Linked DNA regions of Homo sapiens: region 2 is linked to region 1. Evidence: chromatin loops called from intact Hi-C (ENCODE). Cell type or tissue: OCI-LY7. All regions are shown on one strand. Links, peaks and the distances in the headings refer to the core of each region. The heading gives the core; the rest is flanking DNA.

Region 1 (5,389 bases), core at 187-5,186:
CTTTGAAACACACTGATGCATTCAATAGAGTAACTGCAAGAGTGAAGCTGACAAAGATTCTCTCCTTGACCAAACTCTACTCAGGCTTCCTGAATGTTTCAACTAGGCTTCAACTTTTAGACTCCCATGTTTTTGTCTGTGTTGTCTAATTTTGGCAAAAATTCTGCTAAGCCAATTCAACCAGAACACCCCACCCTTCATATCCCATCACCCTCAATACCTAATCAGGTTCCTCATCCTCCACCATCCCTCAGGGGATGTCTGATCCCCTTGGCCTGCCTTCAGCAAGAATCTTGTTAGATCAGTTTAGCCAGAATCTCCATTATGTTGTTGATGTTTTTGATGTTTTCTCTTAGTAATTTTTCATACTAGCCCCACAATGCTCCTGGGCTATAAATCCCCACTTGCTCACTTGTATTCTAAATTGAGCCCAGTCCTATACTCTTCTCCCCTATTGCAATAATCTTGAAAGAATTTTGTTTTTCACCACTTTAATGACCTTCCAGTTCTGGTTTTCTTTGACAAGCACTGCTGAAATGATGCTTCCTAGGTGTAGGCAATGGTTAGAGCTGAAGCTGGAGAATTAGATCGGTTAATCAATTTCACTGTTCTAAAGAATATGACCCCTCGGCCAGGCGCGGTGGCTCATGCCTGTAATCCCAGCACTTTGGGAGGCTGAGGCAGGCAAATCATGAGGTCAGGAGTTCAAGGCCAGCCTGGCCAACATGGTGAAACCCCTGTCTCTACTGAAAATACAAAAAATTAGCTGGGCATAGTGGTGGGCACCTGTATTCCCCACTACTTGGGAGGCTGAGGGAGGAGAATTGCTTGAACCCGGGAAGCAGAGGTTGAATTGAGCTGAGATTATGCCACAGCACTCCAGCCTGGGCGACAATGCGAGACTCTGTCTCAAAAAAAAAAAAAAAAAAAAAAAAAAGGAAAAAGAAAGAAAGAGAAAAGAATATGGCCCCTCAAGGTTTTAGGACACTGCCATGGTTAGGTTTACACTATGGAAAGACCACCCAGGCATAAAAATAGATAATTGTATAGGAGTAGCCAGTTAGTTTGCAAGAAGAAAGCCCAGTAAGAAGATACTTGAAATATGACAAGATAACAGATACTGAACTGCTGAAAAGAACTTGAAGCAATGGTGACAGAGATAAAGGGTGAAATGGAAAATAGCAAACAATTTTTGATGTAGCCCACACACTTGGCTGGGCCAAAGGAGAAAGGTTATGCTATGAAAGTTATGCACAAGAATCAGAGTCACTCAGTTTAGGCATCTACATTAAAGACGCAGGGGTCAAGGCATTTGGTTCTGGTTATATTATTCAAATACACTCTCAGAGATCACAGCTCATCTAATCACTCCTCAGAATTACTTTTTTCTGCTTTCCAAATATGAATGCTAAAATTCGTCCCATGATTACTGATAATATCATGATCTTTAAAGATATGGAAACAATGGCACTAGGCAACACAGAGTATTTCTAAACCTTGCTTGCAGGGAAATATGAAGATGTCTAAGCAATAGAACTGTTCTAAATACTTTTTGAATGATCATGTTTATGTAAAGACATTCCATGGTAAACAGTGGAAGCATATTCTGTAGTAACATTTCACCTTTGATAATAGTGGCATGTGCCAGGCTGTGAGTGACCAGGTGCTAATGTTGCATTGGTCCAATCTGTGCAGCATGAGCAGGCAACTGACTGTGACCCACGATAAAAAAATATTGTCAAAGGTTAGATTGTGTTGAAAGAATACCATAACTTTTATGGAATGAAGATCACTTGTTACAAATGGAAATTACTCAATATGTACAGGCTGGTAAAAAAAAAAAATGAAAATCTGAGGTATAACAGAAGCAAGTAGAAGATGTAGATTATCTGTTCAGAAGAGCTACTACACCATTCTCAACTTAAGTTTTTCTAGTTGTGTCAAAATCCACATGCCTGGCTGAAGTTCAACCTAGGTTTCCTGATAAATTATTTTCTATCAAATTATAACATGGTCAATTTGGAGAAGTGTGTTAAAAATTCTGATTTTCAGAGGAGAGTTAGGAAAATGCCTGTGTTATGTTTAAGTCACTATACATTTTGAGTTTTATGTAATATTTTTCTATTTTCATGTGAATTAATTGTTTTTGTCCATATGAAGTCATGACTATATGCATGACATTCTTCAGCTGCATTCACATGATACATTTATATTCTACAAAGGGCCAAGATACATGTTCTAAAAAAAACTAATTTATTTGGTTATTTCTATCTTATAGGTCCAACTTTTTAAAATGGTTGTGCTATTTTGAATGAAAGATGTCTAAACTCTGGAAAAATCTTTAAGATAGCTTCTGAAGATTCTGGATAAAATGAACTTTAACATGATTTTGATGGGTTGTTTGTTGCAATTTATGTCCACTCCACCAGGGGGCAAGAGACAATATAGGAAGGAAGAGATGCAGTTCTGGATTTTACAGGCTTATGGAGTAGACCAATGTTTGGAACGCCATATGGTAGGTGACCCAACACCACGTGCCTTAAGAGTGGAGAGTAAAAAAGGGCTAGCTGGGGAGGCAGTGTCTGGGAAGGCCCTTAGGAAAAGTGAACATTTGATATGGTCTTGAAAGATGAGGACAGCATGTCAGTTAGAAAGAGAGGAGGAGAATTCCGGGTCAATGGAATACTTCATCCAAAACTAGAGATGAGATCTTGGATTCTAGCCTGAATCAGCCACAGTGAAAGCTCAATTTGACTATTTATGGCCCTTGGTGAGGCAGCAAGGAAGGGGAAAGCCAGGTTATCACATAAGGACATGCAAGACAGGAAAGAGGAACTCCAGTTGGATCAGGACAGATTTTGTATGCCAGGCTCAACAACTGGAGACTGATTTCCTTGACAAAGAGGAATAATTAAAAGTTTTAAGCTGAGAAGTAATATAATATCATAATGATCATTCTGACCTCAATGAATAACACAGAAGAGATACTAGTAATATGGAGTCTCATGAGAAGGTTAACCCATTCATGCCTGAGGTTGCAATTTTTAAATTTTTGCATGAGTGAAAAATCAGACATTGGCAATGACCTTGAGCAGCAGGATACAAATAACTCTCACATGCTTAGCATTCCAATAACAGAACACTAGGCATAAATTTGTTTTAGTAACATAGCTGAGGGTACTTAATGAGTTCATATATTATTGTATCTTCATACTTGTGAGGTAGGTATCATTTACCCTTTTTGCAAATGGAGAAGCTAATAGTGAGTTGATGTAAACTGTCTATGACCACTAAGAAAGATCCCTCAAGGATCAGCCACTAGAACCTCCTGTTATTTATTTTTTTCCCAACAACTCTGACTTCTTTATTTTTCTCTTAGCAGAAAGCAAAAACATGAGAAATAAAAGTATCTCTTGGCATTTTTTCTTCAAAAATGCTAACAATTGTTATTTTAAAATATTTATTCTAATATCTCATATACTTTATGCTTCCAATAATATACTTAAAAATTCAACAAAGATTAACTTCTAACAGATTATAAATGTGCAAATGTATCTAACAATAAGACCTGTCACCTTCTCTGTTAATGTATGAGTAGCATTCCAAACTGAGACATTCACAGAAAAAATAAAAGCTATTTTCTTTTTACATAAATCTCCAAAGGAAATTATAAAATTGCCTCTAAATTTCCAAGGAGACTATGCTGAATTTCATTTTGCTGTGGGAGGAGGGAGACACTTGATACCAGACATTCAGGTAAAAACCTCAATCCTGTGGAAATTCTAAATACAGGGAATTATAGGACAACCTGGGTCCCTTGAAGCCTAGTCCCACAGGGTTTTATTTTTATATCACCTGCATATTAATGCTCTAACTCTCATATCAAATAGAAATAGGCTTGAATATCACCTCTCTCCATACTAACTGGAACCCTGAGGAAGTCACACAGCATTACTTTTCTCCTTTTGTTCATCTCCACTGATGAACAAATGATATCACTTAGTTCATCAAAGGTCTGTTTTGAGGAGTATTTTAATCCATATAAAAGACTTTGTCTAATGTCTAGTCCAAAGTGTATGTCCAATGCATTGTAGCTGTTACTGTAATCACTCATTTAGAAATCACAGAATCAGAGCTAAAATGCACTTCAGCAATCATCTGAGCAACCATCTGATTTGGGTATTTAAAAAAACTGAGGTCTAGACAGAAAGTGTTTGCCCAAGGTGACATAGCTAATCCATCACAGAGCCGAGACTGTAACCCAGATAATTTAGATTCTGGTCTGGTGTCCTTTCTGCTATTACACACCAACTTCAGTGCTGCAAGATATTACAGCAGATGTGTTGCGGTTCTGTCTGGCATAACTGGGAGTAGCTGAAACTCAAGCAATTTGGATGTGCCCGGGGAATGGGTGAAATCAATGAGTGAGGCTCTTACTCTGGCATAGATTGAAGAATGAAGCACATGTATAATGTGTACTGCTCTCTTTCACCTTTGTGTTCTTTAGGATTTATGGATCTTCTTTCCACGTAGGAAGATGACTTCTTTGAAAGACAGGTAATGTGAGACACATGCCCTGAACTCCGGAGTGAATAGCAGCTGAAACAGCTGCTGGAGCCCCTATCCTGCCAGCAAGTATCCCCTTCATCTTCAGGCTGACAGAGAGCTGCTGGCTGCATCTGATCTGTCAGCTGCTTCACTCCTCCGGAATGAGCAAATAGTCTGTGCCCTGATCTAAGATGAGAAAAAACAACAGCCTAATCACTAAAAACTCTGCCACTGACGCACATGCAAATAGCAGTTTATAACAACAAAAAAGAGGCATATATGTAGCTGGCCTATAATTATTATATTAGACAATTTTATGGATAAGTGCCTGGCTACTCTTTGGGAGAGAAAAAAATAATCTCCCATCAGGATCTACCTACAGAAATATCAGCACTAATAATTTTCAGTGGGGGAATGCTTAGCTTTTTCAACATTAGCAATACTAAAAATAAAAAGCAATAATAATACTCTAAATGGTAGTGGTACTGTAACAATTCAGTTGATATTTTCTGCTCAAAGTCTTTACAATTGACAAGTCACCTCTTACACTGTATTTTATTTTTATGTGTTAAGTGAGACTACTGACTTAGATAATCTCTGAAGTCCCTTTCATTATATAATATTGTAACTCTGAGCTTAATTCTTCTATATATCTGATAGAATTTCTCTATGATCATTGTACTAGCATATAATAAGTAGGGTTCACACTGATTCAGGAAGAGTTTTTAAAAACATATTTAATATTCTCAGGTAATTTTTCAGAACTGTTAAAAACTATTTAGCCTTTTGACTTGTGGAAAAAAAACAATAGTTGTATCTAAGGATAAAAAGATGACAAGAA
Region 2 (5,389 bases), core at 152-5,151, 390 kb after region 1:
AACACTCTGGACATTCTGTTTGATTAGGTACCCATTAGGTCCTATTCAGCACTACATGTACTGAAATGGCATATGTCCAAAAAGCATTACACGAAGAGACCAAAATACAGAATTACTAACATGGTATGCCACAATTTATGTTTAGTTTTTCTTTCTTTTTCAGGTGAAAATGCATGTCAGTTCCTAGATCATGTATAAATCAAAACAAGAAAAGGATGGGAAGTGGGTAACTGAAGGTCAGGAATGGGAATGCCATAAATTTTACATTTTGGACTTTTCAGAGCTTTTTTGATTTCTACAAGAATCTATTATTTAGTCAAACATATAAATGTAAAAGTGGTCAGGGGAGCAGCTACACTTCGCAGCTCATTTTTTATTCCCTTTGAAGACACATAAAGTTCCTCTTGGCCATGGGCTCTCCCTTCCTACCCCTCTTCAACCCACTCCAACTGAAAGCCAAGTTTTCTATCCCTTCCAGACTCCCCAGTCAATGTAGGAAGGCCTCACAGGCCATGAGGTTAGCCCAGCCACCATTTTCTCCCATAACCTCACTTCCAGATTGGATAAGCCTCTATGTTCATAATGTCTATTTTCTCTTTTTCCTTTGATTCCCACCCATACTCTTTCCACTTAAAATCAGTACCGTGTGCCTATCCAGGAGTACTCTTGAGTGAAATATATATATAGTTCTCAGGGGCATTGACTTTTTGTCATTGACATTGACATCGTTCCCGTCTAAATATTTTAAATGTTTTTGAAATTATTTTAAAGACTTTTGTGTAGTATTTCTTAAGTCTACATATGTCCATGGCTCCATGCTAATTATTTAATGCCCATGAAAGTAACGCAGTAATCCGTGTCTATGTGAAGTTATTTGGTAGGTGTGTATAACCCTGTAAGATGGCTAAAAACTCAATCTACCAAAGACAGAAACAAATTCAGTGATACTGCAACTTATAAGAAGGAATATTTCCTATATTTTGAATTTTAAGCCTTTTTGCTTAATTCTTATATTTTGTATTCACACTTTTATTTCATATTTGCTGCACACCTGAGCCTCTCTCAGCTTCAGGAGAAGTCACTTGCCCTAGCTACTGCTGCCCCCAAAATTCTGCCCCCCAGCTTTAATTCCAACTGAATATGATTCAGAAGTTGACATGTTACCACCACTGCCTGGTTATTAAGAGAAGACGCCCTAAGGAGTGGGATAGCAAATGTGACAATCTTGAAGCCTGGTTCTCCTGTGTAAGATGTAAAGGCAATATAAAGGCAATATTCTTTCCTTACATACATTTTGAATGAGTACTATGTGCAAAATTGAGCTGAGTTCCCTGCATGTTTTTATGTTTACAACTGAAATAATTAGGGATCACCTTTCCCATAAGCCATCAAATAAATCTATCCTGTCTGGGATTTTTTTTTTTTTAAATTTCTAGGTACCATCTGTGTCAGTTTGGGTTGCTATAACAAAGTACAACAGATGGGGCAGCTTAAAACAATGCAAATTTATTTTCTCACAGTTCTAGAGTCTAGATCAAGGTGTAGGCAAATTTTGTTCCTACAGAGGTCTCTCTTTCAGGCTTGCATATAGCCGCCTTCTTGCTGTGTCCTCATATGGCCTTTCTTCTGTGTGTACACTTGTCTGTGTCTTATTCCCCTCTTCTTATGAGGGCAACAGTCAAATTGCATCAGGGTCCACACATACGACCTCATTTTATCTTAACTACCAATTTAAAGGTCCTATTTCCAAATATGGTCACATTTTGAGGTCCTAGGTTGAGAATGTCAACACATGAAGTTAGGGGGAAGAAATAATTCAGTCTATAAAGTTGACTAAAATATATTAAAGTCTGACTACAATATTGTCCTCTAGGATTATGTCATGGGATATAACTAGGTGAAATTTTACAATGGGGTTCTTTTCATACTTTCATAATTAAGATTTCTGGATTTTATGCATATAATTTCATTGACTTCTACACATAAAGCACAATTAGGCAGTGTTTCAGTGTACAAACTTTTGGGAAAATTATTTGCAAAAAAAAAAAGAAAAGAAGAAAGTCCTAATAATTCTGCTGCCTGCATCCATGTTATTCTGCAGTGCTCTTCCAAATTGAGGCTGGTCTTAGCCATATGACTTACTTTGACCAGTTAGACAATAATGAAAACATAAGCAGAGGCTTTAAAATCACTTGTGAATTGGAGCTTGTCCTTTTGATATTTGGGAACCTTTTCAATGATGTGAATAAGCCCAGGATGCAGGATGATGAGAGACACATGGCTCATCTCCCTAACCACAGCCAATTGTCAACCTAGCCCCAGAATCGGAGCCAACTGATGTGACCGCATTTATGCCAGGTGAGTCCAGCCAAGATCAGCACACCACCACCCAGCTGAACTCAGCCCAAACTGCCAACTCATGGAATCATGAGCTAAATTAATGGTTGTTGTTTTAAAGCAACAAAGTTTTGAGGCAGTTTGTTACACAGCAAAACCGAAACAATACAATGAAAACCTCAGACCTGCCAGGCGCGGTGGCTCATGCCTGTAATCCCAGCACTTTGGGAGGCCGAGGCGGGCGAATCACGAGGTCAGGAGATCAAGACCATCCTGGCTAACACGGAGAAACCCCGTCTCTACTAAATAGACAAAAAATCAGCTGGGTGTGGTGGCGGGCGCCTGTAGTCCCAGCTACTCAGGAGGCTGAGGCAGGAGAATGGTGTGAACCCGGGAGGCGGAGCTTGCAGTGAGGAGAGATGGTGCCACTGCACTACAGCCTGGGCGACAGAGAGAGACTCCGTCTCAAAAAAAAAGAAAGAAAGAAAACCTCAGACCTAAGAATCTCATGGCTTACTTATTTAAACACAAATGAATAGAATTAACATTTGCATGTTAAAGCATCAACAATAGAGTTGGTTAAAATCTTCAGAGATTAAAGAAAAGCCACCAAAAGTGAACTGATACATATTAAATAGGCTAAGAATAGCCAAGATGGATTAGTGTATGCCACAGACAAAATGTTGGCAAAATGATGTCAGAATAACTCAAAAAAAGTGCCAGGTGCAGTGGCACCTGCCTGCCACCTACAGGTGCATGCCTGTAGTCCCAGCTACTCTGGAGGCTGAGGCAGGAGGATTGTTGCTTGATCAGGCCTGTGGATAGCACTACACTCCAGCCTGGGTAAAATAGCGGGACTCCCATCTCTAAAATAAAACATAAAAAATATTGTTGTCCCTTGGTATCTGCAAGGAATTTGTTCCAGGACTCCACTCCTCAACCCCCCAACCCCACCCACCTCATATACCAAAATCTGAGGATGTTTATTTCTCTGATATAAAATGGGGTAGTATTTGCATATAACCCCATGCACATCCTCCAGTATATCTTAAAACTTCTCTAGATTTGTTATAATACCTAATATAAAGTAAATGTTATATAAATAGTTGTTATACAGTATTGTTTTATCAATATTATTTTTATTGTTGTAATGTTATTTTTATTGGTTTTTTCCCCAAGTATTTTCAATCCAGGCTTGCCTGAATTTGTAGATGTGGAATATGCGGATATGGAGGGCCAACTGTGTTAAGACAGATCTGGCCAAAATCACAGTTGCTGCAGTGAAACCTCACCCCATGTTATAGGATTCCCTTGTGAAATGGGGTAAATTATAACTAACTTGAGTGAAGACTAATATAATTCAGTGGTAGAAATCTGAAATATAGACTATTTAAGAGGAGTATACCATAGCATCTTAAGTTATACAAATCAATGGCTAACAAAGCGTGGCCATGAAAGGATTTTTGCTAAACCAAACTGAATCAATACATAAAATGGTTTGCCATTGATTCATGAAGAGTATGTCAATGAGGCACAAGAGTGCTAAAGAATACAAAAAGAAAAAAGAATACAAAATAAAACAAAAAAGAATGAAAGAAATAACTCATTTCAGTCTTGATCAGCAGACCCTGGTAACAAACAGCATGCAATTCACCTGGCAGAAGAGGAGAAAGATGAGTTTTCAAACATTGAAGGCTGTGAGATTTTTGCTGATGACTCAGCTTTCTGAGGCAGGCAATTCCCTATGCAAAGCCTAGCTCAGCAACTCTAAGGAGTGGATAATGGTTCATTGCTAATTTGTGTCACCTAGATAAATTAGTCTGTCTGCTCAGGTAGGAAAAGACAGTGGCTGCAAAGCCCAAATTTGAATTCAATGGCCAGATGTGGCAGTTCATGATGAGGGTCCCTGGGGATGCACTAAGAATGCAATGCCACCTGAGACTCCTCACCATGAGAGATAAAAACTGGCAGAACAGAAGTTCAGTGACAAAAGAGCAGAAGTGAATGCATACAGTGAGGATGACTATATATTGATATAATATATTGTCCAAACCAAGACAACTCTGGGAACAAAAATGGGTGCCATTAATAATTATGCTGATACCACAGGTATGAACTGGAACTGTCCCAATTTTGAAGTCAAGAGTTCATGAAATCATTATCATACATAAATATGTATCATAATCAAAGAGAATCTGAAAGGGAAATATTCTAAAAACATACGAGGAGATAAAGACGAAGTAGGTAGAAGACTGTAACTTTGGGGAAAAATGTCTAGAGTCACTCCTTGGGGAAGAGGCAGCCCATACTCTCTATATCAAGGAAGATTTGTAGCTTCAAAAGATCCAGAAAACCAATCAACTGCCGCAGGAAGAAGAGATGCATCATAGATGCTGGTGGCTCACCGCTGAGATTCAACTGCTTATGAAACAAACCAGGCTGAATAAACAGTGAAGAATGGACACCTCTGCTATCAGGAACTCACTACTCACTTCCTTTTTTTTTTTTCTTTTGAGATAGCGTTTCACTCCGTTGCCCAGGCTGGAGTGCAGTGGCACTATCTCGGCTCACTGCAACCTCCGTCTCCCAGATTCAAGCAATTCTCCTGCCTCAGCTCCCCAAGAAGCTGGGATTACAGGGACCCACCACTATGCCCGGCTAATTTTTGTATTTTTAGTAGAGACAGGGTTTCATCTAAACACACACTTATCGTTGTGGTAAGAGCTAGGAGGAAAACAAAAACAAGGACATAATAGACCATATCTATGGGTGGTGAGTAAAATGATGGATAGTTGATAAGTAAAGGACTAAGAAAATGACTTTTGAGCTGAGACTCAAAAGTAGAACTGGTGATGCAAAGACAATGGGGGAAGAAACATTTCAGACAGAAGAAACAGCTGGTACAATAAGTTCTACAGCAAGAACAAGCAATGTGGCTGGAATAAAGGAAAGGAGGGAGAGTGATAGAAGATGAGATTAGAGAGTTGTGGGGTGGGTGCAAATAATATACAAAATTAGGGGATTTTATTTGAGTATACCAAAAAATAATTAG

The links. Peaks named below come from ENCODE experiments on the same cell type or tissue, not always from the same donor. Only the 100,000 strongest peaks of a DNase experiment are listed, where the experiment ranks them.
Region 2: it touches region 1 in a loop (3-fold over the local background); 2 of 110 quality-filtered maps call a loop at or near these places.

The regions. Positions count from the first base shown.
Region 1 is chr7:136,684,960-136,690,348 of GRCh38, reverse strand. No RefSeq gene overlaps it. Among named protein-coding and RNA genes, the nearest start is that of CHRM2, 180 kb to the left of the region's middle. In OCI-LY7, for the core only: CTCF peaks have their summits at 2,231 and 2,432 (motif pointing right); a DNase peak (open chromatin) is centred at 2,448.
Region 2 is chr7:136,292,872-136,298,260 of GRCh38, reverse strand. The region is part of intron 3 of LOC105375523 (a long non-coding RNA gene); the gene reads right to left. Among named protein-coding and RNA genes, the nearest start is that of MTPN, 320 kb to the right of the region's middle. In OCI-LY7, for the core only: a CTCF peak has its summit at 3,095 (motif pointing left); DNase peaks (open chromatin) are centred at 3,070, 4,250 and 4,770; H3K4me3 peaks cover 1,586 bases; H3K27ac peaks cover 3,248 bases.